2 separate regions of the Homo sapiens genome follow, and region 1 is linked to region 2. Evidence: chromatin contacts called from ENCODE Hi-C or POLR2A ChIA-PET data. All regions are on one chromosome and are shown on one strand. Each heading gives the region's core, a stretch centred on a gene start or an enhancer-like site at or near the end of the contact. The rest is flanking DNA. Distances are from core to core; before and after follow the strand shown.

Region 1 (6,289 bases), core at 1-2,500, 64 kb after region 2:
ATATGCCAAGATGGTTTCATCATCTCCTGGTTTTTCCAAGTCCCGTGGGTGGTTCCTCCTAACTATTTTTATAATTCAGGGACTGAGGGGCAAAGGAAATCCATGCCAGTTCCGTGACTCTGTGTTGAAGATGTATAACTTTGCCATTAACCAAGACTGAGAGAAGAACGTGTCTTCAAGAATCCAATATAGTTTTGACTTTTCCAGAAGCTTCTATTCTAGTATGATGCAAAGAGGTTGTATTACGTTAATTAAGGAAACACATTTCCTAACTTGCTTTGAGACCCTGGAGGGGACCAGAAGCACAGTCCGGCTCCCCTTGCCCTGTGTGTCCCTGTCCGCTCCACTTGACACCTGCCCCACTGTCTGCCTAGGCTGACCAAAGGAGAAATGGAACACTCATTATTCCACCGGCAAATGGAGTCATGGGATAATGCCCACCCTATTATTCATGTTCCACAGGGAAGGGAGAGACACCTGCACAGTGTTGGACGGAATTGGGTTTGATCCGGGCCTGATAACCTGGGCCTAATTAAGTCCTTCATTTAAGCACATTCTGGGATTGGGATGAGGATTAAGTGAGGTAATGTACATTACATACCTACATTACTTTACAATGTACGTAATGTACTTCGTAATTAATGAAGAACCTAGGGCTTCATAATGCAGTTAAATTGGTTCCTTTTTCCTCCTGCCTCATTCATTTGCTTCTACTCTTTGATGAGTGCAGCTAGGTGCTAGGCTTGGTTCCTTGGGTAGAAATGGAAAAAGGAGGTCACAGCAGGAGTCCAAACCTCATCCTTTCTTCAAATTAAGTTGTTGGAGTTTTCCATTGTGTGGGGGAGTTGTTTTTTGTTTTTTGTTTTTTGTTTTTTGTTTTTCCTGACAAAGCCTTTAGTTCATGAACAGTTTTATGTAAGGGAAGTGCATCTAATAACATAAGCTTGGTCTCAGGGACTTCCAGCTTCAGAGCAGAGTAATGTAAAATGAAAAGCAAAACACCAGGCAAATTCTGAGGAGCAAAGGGGCTGTGGCGTTTTACAATCAGAGAAGTCATCATTCTTGCTAAAAGTTATTTGTGTATAATGTGCTTTTGAAACAGGTCTCCTGACTTTTATGAAGAAGTGAAAATTAAGCTCCCCGCTAAGCTCACAGTAAATCACCACCTCCTGTTCACCTTCTACCATATCAGCTGTCAGCAGAAGCAAGGAGCCTCCGTGGAAACTCTCCTGGGATATTCAGTGAGTTGTTTCCAGCCTGCTGACTCACACTGCAGTTGTTGGTGCATCTGAGGTCCCTGCAGAGATAAACAACCAAATTCTATTCACTTGATTTTTTCCAGTCAGAAGTAGCAAAACATGCTAAGCCACATTATAGCAAGAGGCAGAAATGATTTGCCTTAGCAAATGTCAAATTTCAGGAATGGAAAGCTAGCGGGTGATAGATGTTGGAAGAATACTCATCTGTTTTTTAAAAAGCATTGCAGTGTTCACTATTTCCAAATTTAATATCCATGCTTCACGTATAGAACTAGCTTTGTCCCCCAAGAAGAAACCATTTTTTCTTTAAAAGATATAAAAGGTGAAATAAACATTGATGTTGTTCAGACACACACAAACATTGGCTACAGAGAAAAATGCTACTGCTTTAGCTCCAAAAGCAATAAATCATCAATATTACCATTTCAGGAGGTCTCGGAGATTTAAAATGCAAAGAACTGGACAGAAATTACTGCCAAAAAGAGTACTGGTCAATATCTACTCACTGTTTAGTTGCATTTGATTATTGCGAGCTAGATAAATTATCAGAATTATATGCTGTAATAAATACCACTTTATTATTTACATCATCTGTTTCAGTGGCTGCCAATTCTCTTAAATGAACGTCTTCAAACTGGATCCTACTGTCTCCCAGTTGCCTTGGAAAAATTGCCACCCAACTACTCCATGCATTCTGCTGAGGTAATTGGCAAGCTGGCCATCAGCTGTTTCTTGTCCAGCTGTAGTCTTGGACCACCTTCCCAGACTCACTTTCCATTCCCATGTGGCCATGGATGTTCATCATGTTCTCAGAGAGCACATTGTTCTGATAGGATGGGAGGAATAACTGACTGTGAAACCTCATTCTTTTAAATGCCACCAAATCAGAATGTTCAGTAGACGCAACCTACACCCAAGGCAGCATAACCTTGCATTATCTACCACAGAGGGATTCCCAGAATAATGTATTATAGAAGAGGAGGCAAACTAAGGCCATTCATAGTAAACAACTGTTCCCATCAAGGATCCTTATAAAAGATTCCCAGGCCAGATTCATCCGTTTCTTTCTTGGGTCAGTTGTCACAGCCCTCCGGTAGATACCAAGGTATTTATTCTCCTACCAATCCCAATGCCAATAGCCTTTCCCACTTCCTGTTTCTGGCACTTTCTCTTGCTCATCCACTCTGCTGCAGTGCACCCATTTAAAGAGAAGCCCAGGTGGATCAACTGAGGTCAGGATTTCAAGACCAGCCTGGCCAAGGTGGCAAAACCCCATCTCTACTAAAAATACAAAAATTAGCTGGGCCTGCTGTTGGGTGCCTGTAATCCCAGCACTTTGGGAGGCCGAGGCAGGCAGATCACTTGAGGTGAGAAGTTCAAGACCAGCCTGGCCAACATGGTGAAACTCCATCTCTACTAAAAATACAAAAAAATTAGCCGGGCGTGGTGGCGGGTGCCTGTAATCCCAGCTACTCGGGAGGCTGAGGCAGGAGAATCGCTTTAACCTGGGAAGTGGAGGTTGCAGTGAGCTGAGATCACACCACTGCACTGCAGCCTGGGTGACAGAGTGAGACTCCATCTCAAAATAAATAAATAAAAAATAAATAAAGGGAGCCCAGGGGACTGTCCACCCTGACTGCACCAGCTGTCACACTGCTAGCCCACTTCTCAGTTCCTTGCATAGGTTTACATCAATAAGTATTATTTTGAAGTAAATCTCGGACATCATATTTCATTTTAGTCTGCATCTTAAAAGATAAGGGATTTGTTTTTAACCATCACAATACCATTGTCATACTTTAAAATTTTAACTGTAATTTCTTAGTATCATCAAATATTCAGTCACTGATCAAATTTTTAATTATCCCACTAATGCTATATTTTTGACGCTTGCTTTTTAAAATTGGTATTCAGATAAGGTCCACACACTGATATTGATTGTTACATCTCTGGAGACGCTTTTAATCTACAGATCCTCCATCTCTTTTGCTTTCCTTGCAATTTTAAGTTGAAGAATTTCTCAGAAATTTGAATTTAATTTCAACCGTTCCAGTCAACTTTCTTCTCTGTTCTTTCGCCATCTACCGTCTCACTTCCGGCTGTTTTCCTCTTATTTTCTTTTTTCCTTAAAGAGAGAACCAACTTTTGCCCTGGACCACAGGCATGTGTCTGGTAAACCAAAACTTCTCTCATCAAAGCCATCTAAGGGGCAATCCGAGTATGTCCACAGACATTTCCCTGATTGGTCTTTATGATTTGGACATCAACACCTTTCAGTATCCCTCAAAACCACCTTCTTATCATCAAGTTGCACACTCTAATTTCTTAGAACCCCCTATTATCTTTTTAAGCTATAGGAAAGACCTGAGTGTTGGAGAGAGACAAATCTGTGTCCAAAGTCTAGATTCTGCCACTCCCTAGCTGTGTGAATGTTGGTGAGTTGCTTACCCTCTCTGAGTCTCGAAGATGAAACTGAGCCCATATCTGCATATCTGCCTATAAGGTTGCTGTAAGCATTAAATGAGATAATGCTTGCCAAACAACAAACTCAATTCCTAAGTAAACATTAATTCCTTTTTCTTACTTGCGCTATGCTGTGTTTATAGATATACCCTTAGCCTCTCTTAGTATCCTTTAAACCTGCACTGTCTGATAAGATAGCCACTAGCTGTATGTGGCTATTGAGGAAAATATGGCTAGTTCAAACTGAGATATGTGCTATAAGTAAAATATGCAACAGATTTCAAAAACTTCATGGGGAAAAATGTGAAATATTGTATTAATAATTTTTTACATTGATTACATATTGAAACAGTCTTTAGGCTGTATTGAGTTAAATGAAATATTACTTTCACATGGTCCTTTTGTGTTTTTTTTTTTTTTTTTTTTTTTTTAGAGACAGGGTCTTGCTCTGTCACTCAGGCTGGAGTGCAGTGGCGTGATCACAGCTCACTGTAATCTTGAACTCATAGGCTCAAGCAGTCGTCTCACCTCGGCCTCCTTAGTAGCTGGGACTATAGGCATGCACCACCACGCCCAGCTAATTTTTTTTTTTTTTTTCATTAGAAACAGTGTCTTGCTATGCTGCTCAGGCTGGTCTCAAACTCCTGGCCTCATGTGATCCTCCCACTTTGGACTCCCAAAGTCCTGGGATTATAGGTGTGAGCCACCATGCCCGGCCCCTTTTTACTTTTTTAATGTGGCCACTAGATGATTTTAAATTACATATATAGCTCACGTTATATTTCCACTGGACAGTGCTATTTTAGATCACAGATGGCAAACTCAAGTGCCCACAGGATCCAGATGAGTAACATAAATGAATGCCTTGTTCTGGTGGCATCTGTTCACTCTGGAGATTGTCTCTTCCCCATCTGAAGGTCACAGCTGTTCTCTTCACTCTGCAGATTGGTGACATGCTGGGATATAAGGCCAATTTTTTCATTTCTTCCAGTACTCAAATGAAGTTAGAAAAGCAGTCTTTTATAGGAAATTTTCAGGCTTTCAAATATTGGTAATTAATTTTTTAAAGTTCCTAATACTTCAAACAGAACGTGTGTGTAGGCTAGAGCCCACTTTGGGCCCCAGCTTTTGACTGCTTCAGATAGCTTTAAAGGTCTCCATCCCCTGTACACATCTACCTTTCATTATGATGAAAGACATACAAACCTAGGCGAGGCCCTCACTCAACACTGCAGGACATCTCTAAAGGAATGCAATTTCAATGGGAATTTAAGGCAAGAAACTGTCTGTAAGACCTACGAAGGTAATGATATATAAACGTATAAAAGAGTCACTTTGAGTAATTAAAGCAGGAGCCGACCTGGCCTAGAAACATGTGGGAAACACTTGGAAAAACTGTGGTGAAAGGGAAAGTAATATCGGGTACTCAAAAGTATTAAAATTTCATGTCTTGTAAAGATATTCTATACTTTGTCCTGACAATTCTGATTAATGGGGAAATTGCTGGGATCTTAATTTATTTTAATTCCTAGAATCCAGAATCATCAATGCTGGTTTGGAACTTAGAGACAGATTACACCGTTCAGCCCTCTTCTCACAGCATGAGAACAGAACACTAAGGCCCAGAAAGTTTAGTTGAGTCGTCTAAGTAAAAATAACTAGTTTGAAGCGGGGCACAGTGGCTCACACCTGTAATCCCAACATTTTGGGAGGCTGAAGTGGGCAGATCACTTGAGCCCAGAAGTTTGAGACCAGCTTGGGCAACATGGTGAAACCACATTTCTACAAAAAATAGAAAAATTAGTTGGGTGTGGTGGTGTGTGCCTGTAGTCCCCGCTACTCCAGAGACTGAGACGGGAGGATCATTTGAGCCCAGGAGGTCGAGGCTGCAGTGAACCGTGATTGCACCACTGCACTTCAGCCTGGCGACAGAGTGGGACCCTGTCTCAAAAGGAATGAATAAATACATAAATATTAACTAGTTTGGTGTAGAATTGAAGTTGAATCCAGGGCTCCTGACTCCAAGAACAGTTAGATTAGTTTTCAAGAGAGTTCTGTATTTGTATAACCCTGACATTTCCAGTCAAGTTGGTCTGCATTGCTTGTTAGTAATCAGAAAAGGGAATTGGATTGCTAATCTTTTTTTTTTCTCTTTAACACAGAAAGTCCCATTACAGAATCCTCCCATTAAGTGGGCTGAAGGACATAAGGGAGTATTTAATATTGAAGTGCAAGCTGTTTCTTCTGTACACACCCAGGTAAGGAATGTCAAGGTTAATCATGAAGGTAAAGGTGCAGCGGAGGAGCCTTTGAAGGACAGGCCAATAAAAGATCAGTGAAAATCCTTGTCTACAGATAAATAAAAAATAACCCTTTAGTTCTTTGTGGGGACATGCAAACCTCTTTAGGTTTCATTTGTCATTGGAATAGAAAGACCTTACAAAACCGCCGAGCACCTAAAGGAAAGAACCTAGTATCTGCACTGTTGGTGGAGAAACTTTGCAGGGGGACTTGATTTGAAACTCTCATCTGCTGTTACTTCTTTTCCCTCTGTAACTCTGCCACTT
Region 2 (5,661 bases), core at 3,068-5,567:
ACCAACTCACAACAGTCAGAATGCCTGTTATTGAAAAGTCATAAAATAGACTGGGCATGTGGCTTATGCTTGTAATCCCAGCATTTTGGGAGGCTGAGGCAGGAGGATTATTTGAAGCCAGGAGGTTGAGACCAGCCTGTGCAATGTAGCAAGACTGTGTCTCTACAAAACATCAAAATAAATGGAAAAAAAAAAAGAAAAAGAAAAAGAAAATTAACTGGGTATGGTGGCGTGTACCTATACTCTCACCTACTGGGAGGCTGAGGTGGGAAGATTGCTTGAGCCTAGGAATTCAAGGCTGCAGTGAGCTATAATCACACCACTGCACTCCATCCTGGGTAGCAGAACGAGACCCTGTCTCAAGAAAAAAAAAAAGGCAAAAATTAACATGTTGGAAATTAGTTCAGTCACTATGGAATGCAGTGTGAAGATTTCTGAAAGAACTTAAAACAGAACTACCATTCAACCCAGCAATCCCACTACTGGGTCTATACCCAAAGGAAAATAAATTGTTCTACAAAAACGACACATGCACTCGTATGTTCCTCACAGCACAATTCACAATAGCAAAGACATGGAATCAACCTAGATGCCCATCGACAGTGGACTAGATAAAGAAAATTTGGTACATATACACCATGAAATACCACACAGCCATAACAAAGAACAAAATCATGGGGGTTTTTTTGCAGCAACATGGATGCAGCTGGAGGCCATTATCCTAAACAAATTAACACAGGAACAGAAAACCAAATACCACATGTTCTTATTTATAAGCAGGAGCTAAACATCGGGTAAACATGGGCATAAAGATAACACGGTAGACACCAGGGATTACTAAAGAAGGGAGGATGGAAGCAGGTGTGGGTTGAAAAACTGCCTATTGAGTACCATGGTCACTATGTGGGTGACGTCAGTATCATGCATACATCAAACCTAAGTGACATGCAATTTACCCATGTAATGAATTTGCACATGTATCCCTTGAACCTAAAATAAAAGTTGGAAAAAAATAAAAGATAAGATATCCCGTATCCTCAATAAAAATAAAAGTGGCGTGTTTGTGCACTTGACTTTGTAACATGTTTTCCAAAGATGTCTTTGAGTCATAAAAATGGGAAATACACATGTTGGTTTCTCTAGTCATCACTTGACAACTTACATGTTTTACCTTTCTTATGATGGTCTGTCTCATTTCTTCAGTGACAGGGCTAGACATTCTGTTTTAAACTCTTCCCACAGCTGTATATTATTCAACACAACTTTAACAGAGTTCATAGAGTGGAGATTGAGGATGTTTGCAAAGTTAAATCATTTATTTTTATTTTTTCTTAACCATGTCCCGCCTGCTTTATTCATTATTAAGAACATTGATGTGAAGATTAAATGGTTTTCTCTATTTTTATCTTCAAACGATCTCTATTTGTGGCTTCTGCACATTGCTAGATTTATTCCAGCCACTTACACTAGGGTCATAGTTTAGCTTCAGCTCGGAGCCAAATGCCCCACAGCTGAAATGACCGCACCTCTGAAGTGGCATTTTCCCAGGCCATGCCTCCCTTTAATAATGAGCCAGCCAGGGGGTAAATTTGTATCTCATTACAACAGAGCCTTGTATTAGGCCTGGAGAATAATTAAATGTGAGGAATTATAATTGGTTCCCTCTTTGAAAGCTCTCTCAGCACCATGTCTACACTTAAGCCATTACTTTTATTTTTAATCTAATGGTTTGCCGCTCTCTCTCCCTCTTTCTCTCTCCAAATTAAATATCAACCATAAAAGAAACCAAGGAAGTCCAGAAATCTGTGGCTTTAAAAAGACTGGATCTCGAAAAGATTTTCACAAGACGCTTCCGAAACAGACGTTTGAGTCGGAAACCTTGGAGTGCAGTGAACCCGCTGCTCAGGTATTTCCTGTCAACAAACATGGTTACCAGGTTACTGGGCTCTTCTGCCCAGGGCATGCTGTCAGTTTTACAAACTAGAATAAACGATAGACGCATAGAAAGTTTGAGTAGGAGGAACTTTACCATCTGAGTCAGTGATTTTTTTTTTCAAACTTATTTGTAGCTGTAGAAATTGGTGTTCAAATGAAAACCCAGAAACCCAATGATTAAAATAGAAAAAAGTGGAAAAGCTCTAACTGGGGGACAGAGACACCTTGGGCCCATCCCTACGACAGTTCCTGCAGAGACTCTTGGTGCCCCTAAGGCAAACTACAGAGTAATGAAAAGCTCTATGCTGAGGCCAGAATACCTGCATTCTCCTAGTGATTCTACCATGTACTAACTCTCTAACTTCAAGCAGGATAATTAAACTTATTGGGCTTCAGTTTCCTCCCCTGGGAAACAAGGATGGTAATACTAACTCATGAGGTTATTTGAGTATTAAATGAGTTAATATCCATAAAGAATTAGAATAATGCCAAGTACACTTAGTGCCTAGTCAATGCTGGTCACTGTTATTGTTATTGTCATTATTCTTTTTCTTTTTTTTTTTTGTTGAGACAGAGTCTCGCTCTGTCGCCCAGGCTGGACTGCAGTGGCACGATCTTGGCTCACTGCAAGCTCCGCCTCCCGGGTTCACGCCATTCTGCTGCCTCAGCCTCCCAGGTAGCTGGGACTACAGGCTCCCGCCACCACGCCCAGCTAATTTCTTTTTGTATTTTTAGTAGAGACGGGGTTTCACCGTGTTAGTCAGGATGGTCCTGATCTCCTGACCTTGTGATCCGCCCGCCTCGGCCTCCCAAAGTGCTGGGATTACAGGCATGAGCCACCACGCCTGGCCAGTTGTCATTATTCTTATAAAGTAATTACAGTTTAAAATTCAAGTTAAAGTGTACATATTGTGAAATGAGCTTTTAACACTATTCTGTAACTAATTTTTTAAATGCCTGGGGTCATTTGAAGAACTCCAGCAAACACTCTAACAAATAGAAGACAGAAAGAAAGCAAGCCTTCATTTGCATAAAACGGCCAAAGAACAATAGCCAAATAAATTCCATGTTTCCAAAAGTTAAGCTCTATACACCTATGCTCACAGCAGCATTATTCACAGCAGCCAAAAAGTAGAAGCAGCCCAAGTATCCATCCATAATGAATGGATAAACAAAATGTGGTCGCCAGGGGCTGGGGGAGGGAGGAGTAGGAAGTTATTGTTTAATGGGTAGAGTTTCGGCATCCCAAGATGAACAGCATTATGGAGATGGATGCTGGTGATGGTTATACTGCAGTGTGAATGTGTTTAACACTACTGAGCTGTCCAACCTGCCCATTTTATAGATGAGAAAAATAAAATTGAGAAGAAAAAATTTGTTCAAGTTTGCACAGAACTTCTTGTAAACTAATATAGTTTTCAGCTTCCATGTGTCTTCATAATACAGGAATCTCACCATGCTGGAAATGATTCGAGGTTTTTAAATAATACTAATTTTTCAGACAAGGTGGTCCCCCTAAAGCAAAGCCCACTACTTACTTGGAGCTTCACAGTAGAATCAGCCATCATTTCCAGCGCTAAATATGACAGGCTTACTGAGGGATAGAATACCTGGATGCTCTGCTCTATGGGAGATTTAAGGAATTTTTCATCAGTAATTTTGACTGAATTCCATTTTCACCCTACATGCTGACCAATTAAATTGTTCCTCTTAATGTTAGTCAGATAGAAGCCACGGTAGGTATTTCAGCAGAAGAAATTTAACACAGGGAATTGATTAAACCGGTTTTGGAGGTCTGAGAGAACCAAAAGGGAAAAATGGAGGCTATCCTAAAATCGTCATTATGGGAAACAGCACACCAGCCTGGGGCTGGGGTATACGGCAGTGGTTCTCCACTTCAGCTTCATCAGAATCTCCCAGAGGGTTTGTTCAAATATAGGTTGCTGGGCCCTGTCTGCTGGAATTTCTGATTCAGTAGGTCTGGAGGGTGAACCTCATACTTTTTAATTAGCATTTCCTAAGTGATGCTGATGCTGCTGGTCCCAGGACCACAATTTGAGGACTGCAGGTCTAGGGGAAGATCTTGGAGTTGTCAGAACGTAGAAGCTCAGAAGAGGAGCCTGAGAGCAAGGACTGAAATCCCTGAGAAGGTACTGCCCAGCTGGTGGTGTTGTCTCAAGATCTCAGAGGGAAAAACCTCATGAAGCCTGGACTCACGCCTCACAGGAGGAGAAATTGCCCGGCTGGTGCTGGTACCTTCAAGGAGGTAAGATAAGGGTGATTCTGGAAGTACCAAAAGAACCTGAAGGCTAGAACCAGCTGTCACTACGAAGGTGAGAGGAATAGCAAGAGGAAGGAGCCAGGCCCTTTGACCTCCTTGAACCATCCGGTAACCCTGTAGTGCTCCCTATTGACAGAACCTAAAGGGAGCAGCAGACACAGCGGAAATATGATTTGCTGACCTAGCATCAAAGAACAAGGCATAAAAGGGTGAATTTGGAGCCCAGAAACAATAGGTGAAGACCAGCGTACACACAAAGCACACGCTTTCCTGCAGCATACTAGCAGAGAACTCAAGTCACTGTGTTGTGTGTGGTTTTTTTTGTTTTTTTTTTTTTTTTTTTTTTTTTTTTTTTTTTTTTTGAGATGGAGTTTTGCTCTTATTGCCAGGCTGGAGTGCAATGGCATGATCTCGGCTCACTACAACCTCCGCCTCCCAAGTTCAAGCGATTCTTCTGCCTCAGCCTCCCGAGTAGCTGGGATTACAGACATGCGCCACCACGCCTGGCCAATTGTGTATTTTTAGTAGAGACAGGGTTTCTCCATGTTGGTCAGGCTGATCTCGAACTCCTGACCTCAGGTGATCCACCCACCTTGGCCTCCCAAAGTGCTGGGATTACAGGTGTGAGCCACCGCACCCGGCCCACTGTCTGTGTTTAAGAGCCAACTTGATCATATGATCCAGCAGTCTCACTACTAGATATATGTCCAGAGGAAAGGATATCAGTATATCAAAGAGACATCTGCACTCCCATGTTTATTGCAGCACTATTCACAGTAACCAAGACGTGGACTCAACCTAAGTATCCATCAGCAGAAGAATGGATAAAGAAAATGTGGTATGTATACACGATAGAATACTATTCAGCCATAAAAAAATGAAGTCCTGTCATTTGCATCAACATGGATGAGTCTAGAGGATAAGTGAAATAAGCCAAGCACAGTAAGACTAATACTGCATGATCTCACTTATATGTGGAAGATAAATAAGTTGATCTCATAGAAGTAGAGGGTAGAAGTGGTAACTAGATGCTGGGAAGGATGGATGGAGAAGGGAATAGAGAGGTTGGTTAACGGTTACAAAATTATAGCTAGATAGGAGGAATAAGTTCTAGTATTTGATAGTACTGTAAGGTGACTAGAATTAATAATAATTTATTCTGTGTTTCCAAATAGCTAGAAGAAAGGATTTTGAATGTTCCCAACACAAAGAAATGATAATTGAGGCAATGGGTACACTAATTACCCTGATTTGATCATTACACATTGTACACAGGTATTGAGATATTACACTGTATTCCATAAATAGGTACAACTATTATGTGTCTATTAAATTTTTTTAAAGAGCCAAATTGTACAAAAGTTGTTTGTTTTGAAATATTGGAATAATACTCATCATGGAGAGAATCTCAGACTGCGAGATGACAGCAATGTTTTCAATTCCAC

The links. Hi-C counts contacts between places; a loop is a spot of excess contacts on that map. ChIA-PET counts read pairs that join two places held with the same protein, here RNA polymerase II (POLR2A).
Region 1: a loop to region 2 is called in a map of GM12878, with 6 times the contacts of the local background. The contact joins two enhancer-like sites. A Hi-C loop is called at or near these places in 2 of 168 maps with a recorded cell type or tissue (GM12878 and ovary). POLR2A ChIA-PET finds 5 or more read pairs at or near these places in 4 of 52 experiments (HEK293, OCI-LY7 and activated T-cell).

Annotation. Positions count from the first base shown.
Region 1 is chr9:370,326-376,614 of GRCh38, forward strand. DOCK8 (dedicator of cytokinesis 8) reads left to right here. Exons shown (of 48, transcript NM_203447.4): 17 at 1,103-1,241; 18 at 1,860-1,961; 19 at 5,885-5,980. Among named protein-coding and RNA genes, the nearest start is that of DOCK8-AS2, 97 kb to the right of the region's middle. Within about 2 kb of position 1,251, at least 2 of the 41 ENCODE cell types and tissues checked have a DNase peak (open chromatin) inside an H3K27ac peak, as active enhancers do.
Region 2 is chr9:302,799-308,459 of GRCh38, forward strand. DOCK8 (dedicator of cytokinesis 8) reads left to right here. Exons shown (of 48, transcript NM_203447.4): 5 at 1,783-1,906. Among named protein-coding and RNA genes, the nearest start is that of DOCK8-AS1, 90 kb to the left of the region's middle. Within about 2 kb of position 4,318, at least 2 of the 41 ENCODE cell types and tissues checked have a DNase peak (open chromatin) inside an H3K27ac peak, as active enhancers do.